Linked DNA regions of Homo sapiens: region 2 is linked to region 1. Evidence: chromatin loops called from intact Hi-C (ENCODE). Cell type or tissue: endothelial cell of umbilical vein. All regions are shown on one strand.

Region 1 (2,500 bases):
CTTATTGCCAAGGGAAAGACTTTTTCCCCAGAAAGGCAATCTGTGCACATGCTAATTTGAAAGACAGGGTAGGAGCTGCAAGTGTTTTAATAGCCCATTATCAAAAATTATCCCTTGGCTATAAAATCCCCAGACCATTGGCTTGAGATCAGCTCAAAGAAAAATGAGATTACAGAATTTAATCTAGTGAAGGGGAGTGAGAGATGAGTTCTAAAAAGCCTTAGATCACAAAAAAAAAAAAAAAAAAAAAAAAAAAAGGCAGAGGACAGAAACAACATCAGCTTAGATTAAACCTTCCACACATTTACCTCCTACAAATCTGACATGTTCCAAGACTGATTTTAATTTTAAAAAGTAAGGTGTCTCTTTGCAACATTTTAATAAGTAGGGAATGCTCAGTGAAAAATTACATATTGAGGTGACAGGAAACAAAACAGCATTTTGTCTTAAATTTGCACAACCTAATTTATAGCAATAAAGCAGAACCTATGAGTTCTGGTAAATGTCAGGGCAGTCATGTCCATTACATATGTGGATAGGTATGAAGCTGAGTCTCCGTAGGCCCTTCAAAAATTGCACACAGCCGCCCTAATGCAAACCAGAAGTCTCAGGCTGCTGGATGAACACTCAGATTCGCTCCCATGTGGATATTTAGAGAGGGTCTCCTCCACCCCCATCCCCATTCTCACGTATGCATGTTTTAAGAGACCAACCAGAGGCCATAACCATGGAGGTGGCTCATTAGAAGAGACCTCCCACCCCAACAAAATCTGGCCCAACCCCCTGCAAAGAAAGCACCAGCGTCCCATAGAACCTCCCCCTCTCCCCCTAACCTCTACTCTCTTACTTCTCCTCCCCCTTCTCCTCCTCCCTCCCCACACCCCTCCCCATGAGCATCTGCCTGGCCCAATCTCGCCTGGGCCAGCTCCAATAACAACATCTGCTTGGCAGCTTTTCAAGCCCACGGATAGTTATCTAACTGAGGCTTTTGTGCTGTACTGTTTATTCTATGTGAAGAAATGCCTCCTTAGTTGAAAGAGTACTTTAGAAAAACTGTGCAGCTATTAGCAAGTGAAGCACAAGGCTAATAACCCCCACCTGCTCATCAAATTAATTATGACATCTGAGTCATTATAACTCAGAAAGAAAACACGACTGCAGATTTGTCACATGTAGGAATAAACATGTATTAGGACCGGGAAAAAAATCAGACCAAGAGACTCAGCTGGACGAAACACATGCTTCCACCTTTCAGAGACTGGAAATATGGATCCTATCTTTCCAAGTGAAACTGACGAAGAGGGATGAGGTGGTTGGCCAGATAACCACACTGCTGTTACATGGAGCAAAATGAGATAAAGTCAGGGATTAGGGAACCTCATGGAAAACACTGTAAGGTTGAATAATAATTTATTTAGAAAAACTAAAACTCTATACAAAGCCATTTCACAGAGCAAAACAAAACATACTGCCCACAATGAACGTGACCCTGTGTCATCTGGTCCATCTTAAAAACACTCATAAGAACTCTGGGTAGAGAATTTTTGTCCCTAGGTACAAAAGAATATTTTAAGGGTGCTAATAACTTTAGCAAAGAAATACCTTAGAAGTAAAAATAAAAACTTGTCATGAAGTTATTGCATTTCCTAACCATGAGTGCATAAGACTAGTATTTTTAAAAGGCAAATTCCATCCAGTGGCCATTAAAAAATTACATTTAATAGTCAGACATGTAACAGTATATCTCGTGATCAGTAACATTTTGCTAATATTTCATACTATTAAAAGGCGCAAGTTTCCATTATACGTTTTGAACAAACTTAAAATAGCTACTAACCTCTTTTTTCCCCCACATATTTCTGGAACTTGCAACTATAGCATACATGTTAAAATATCTTACTCCCAATTTTTCAATCTGGCTTTTTGTCGTAATTTTAAAATGCAAGTAAATTTTAATAAAGGTAAAATTATTTTAAATAGAACATGACTTAATAGGATGATGACCCATGCAATAGAGCCATGACATTTTTCCTTGCCATTATTTTAAAGGAAATAAATTATAACATGATATTTGCATGAATCATAAAATGCTATCATTTAAAAACACTCCTACTGAAAATGTTTGCAGCTATAAATTTAAAGCCTCTTCATCTTCCTGCAATATCTTTAGTATTAAAAGAACTTTTTAAATTCTTTTCTAGCATTTGTGCTGCCAGTTTCATAAAACATAAATCCTTCTATGAAAGCATATGACTCTTGCTAAATAACATCGGCCTGCTCCACTTTATCTTCTACCTCCAGGAAAGTCATCCACAGTAGCAACAGCTATAATCAATTCTCGCAAAAAAAAAAAAAAAAAAAAAAAAAAATTCTATCTTTTTATAAAAGCAAAACCCCCAGAAGAGTTAATTTTAAAACAGAACATGCTACATTTTTAAATCCTTTGAGGTTTAATATATTATGAAAGCAAATCTCAGGAAGCAATACAATTAGTCTTTTC
Region 2 (2,500 bases), 130 kb after region 1:
TATAGGCCAAGACAAGTCTTCTGAAATTATCTTTGCTTTGTTCTTAATTTTGCAGCTGACATTAACACAGGAATTCTAAATAAAGTATGAAAAGATGTTTTATATGAATACTTTTTTTGGTATAAATGTATTTTTATTAGTGAGTCTCTCTTTTAGTTAAAAATAGGCAAAAAATTTGCAAGTAATCAAAATAACAGCTTGAAATAAAAAATTACAAATACCTACCCTTTGGTTTTTAATTTTTAACGTTGCAAAGAATTATAAATAATGATTGATTTTGTCTCCCTGCCCCCAGAAGAGTTAAGTTTACTTAGATTTGATTTTAAAATTCTTGAAAGCCAGAAGTCATGTTCAAGTGAAAAATAAAAAAGTCAGCATTAGGCATCTGGTTATTATAGTCTTTACTTTGAAAGAAATAAAATACTGCAATATTCAGTGAGAGTTGTTTAAAAGTTGCATATATCTTCTAGGTTGTATTGCTATTCTTAATAAATCAAGAAAGTTCTTGTGGTTTGAGTTAAGCAACTTGGTAAAATAAGTATGTGACATTTAACTTAAGCCACAGAGTATTGCCCAAATGCACTCTTGTCCCTGGCCATCTCTCAATGTTCAGATTCTTTTATAACATGTTGAAATCATCTTACATGACAATTTTACCTTGGAGTACGTAACAGCTAATCAGCTGTAACAAACAATACTAGATCAAAGGCAAAAACACACATTTTTCTTCACTAGTAAGTCCTGGACTTTAAAACTTCAATAGCAATTTTAAAGCATGTCTTCATAATGAATAGTGTATTGCAAGCAGCAGAATGCATTCTCAACAGTAGCTTTATGTTCTGTTTACTTAAAATCGTTCCATATGCACTTATGATAAATTACTTAATCTTTAAACATAAAATGTCTTAACTCAAGGATAAGATTCCCACTCAGTAAATGCACAGGGATCCTACTACTTCTTAATCAGAAAGCTAAAAATATGTGCATTCAGAAACGATGTTTGCTGAAGTACTTGCAAGCCTAAGCCTCTTCATTCTAAAAGGGATATATCCAAGGCTGACACCAAGGAGATGACTTTGCAGAATAAAAGCTACATGTTTTTCCCGTTAAATTTTGTTTTGTTTTGTTTTTTTGACCCAACTTTGGATTGTTGAGGCATCAGGTAAGAAGCTGTAAAAACATACATTCTATCCATGCTGAGTAATATACAGGTCACAGCTGTAACTCAAGTTAAGCCACCAGCTAAGAATAAAAGCACAAGAAAATAAACCAACCAAAATCGAAAGCAAACAACATGCTTATCACATAATAACTATTGAATAATGCAAATATTAACAAAGCAAACCAAGCAGGAGGCCTCCATCTCAGGAAGAAGAAAAGCCAGCAAATGGAAGGCAGTGATTGGGAAAGCGATAGGCTCTTCCTCCTCGTTCATTATTGAGAAAAAGTGGATCAGGACTGACATCTGCTGGCCTTGCTAATGGGATGTACCCATTGAAACAAGGGTCTTGGAGAACAAAACATTCTGGTGGGGTGATATTGCATCACTGGCGTAGGGAGGAGGCAATGGCTTGGCAAAGGCCTTTCTGGTGAGCCACTTCCGAAGTAGCCAATCAGCGACCACTCCTCGGGCCAGAGTAGCCTCAGTTTTTCACCCTCTTTGATATTTCACCCTCATAACCAGGAATGTTTTTCTAATCATCCCAAGAAGGGACAGAATATTATGTAGGTGGATTTCTACTTAGGATGACACAAGTTCCAAGAAGTAGTGGTTAAGTAGATGCTCAATAGATATGACAGACAATTCCAAGTCTTTATCAAAAGGCTCATTGGAGAATAAACTACTTGAAAAGGCTCATTGTGTGTCTACCCATTGACAACCTCAATAGCTTTCAGCAGTACCACACTAGGGATCAATCAGCCTCTTGACATTCACTGAGTCAATGTCCTGAATCTGTTCAACTTTTGTCAATCTCTCTTCTACCTGCTCTATTTTCTAACTGAAATCAATCTTGTGGCACAGACACTGGGTTTGTGAAATTTTGTCCTCGTGAGGCCTTGCTTCCAATCTCTGGGGTCTTAGTTTTCTAAGCACAGTACTATCCATCATTGGGAAATACCAGTTCACCATCGGCCTGGAAGCTACAAGAAACCTAGGGCAGCGTCTATCTTACTCAAGTCATCTTCTTGGCACCTAGTACAGTTCCTATCCTATAAATAGTTACTCAACAAGTATTTATTGACTTACTTTGAAAGTTAAGTATTCTATATTCCCTTATGTTGCTTTTAGGAATGCAATTTCTGTACCGTGGATCTAAACAGAGCCTAGTGGTCTAGTGTTTAATTAGAAACACTAGTTTTAATTGGAAATAAGCAGTGATGCTGAGTACTTTTTGGGCCTCCCACCAGTGCCCATCTCCATGTCATTTTAATCTTATCTCTTATGGGAGGCACATCCTAGGCTTTGTAATAGTAAGCTTAGGTCATGAGTTATACAGAA

Evidence for each region. Peaks named below come from ENCODE experiments on the same cell type or tissue, not always from the same donor. Only the 100,000 strongest peaks of a DNase experiment are listed, where the experiment ranks them.
Region 2: it touches region 1 in a loop (4-fold over the local background); 1 of 110 quality-filtered maps calls a loop at or near these places.

What each region holds. Positions count from the first base shown.
Region 1 is chr9:14,270,351-14,272,850 of GRCh38, forward strand. All of the region lies in intron 2 of NFIB (nuclear factor I B), which reads right to left. Among named protein-coding and RNA genes, the nearest start is that of NFIB, 43 kb to the right of the region's middle. In endothelial cell of umbilical vein, no CTCF peak of the experiment used is centred here; DNase peaks (open chromatin) are centred at 441 and 1,021; H3K27ac peaks cover 967 bases.
Region 2 is chr9:14,399,319-14,401,818 of GRCh38, forward strand. It overlaps a transcript of NFIB not described here. Among named protein-coding and RNA genes, the nearest start is that of TRH-GTG1-6, 33 kb to the right of the region's middle. In endothelial cell of umbilical vein, a CTCF peak has its summit at 1,468 (motif pointing left); a DNase peak (open chromatin) is centred at 1,463; H3K27ac peaks cover 1,431 bases.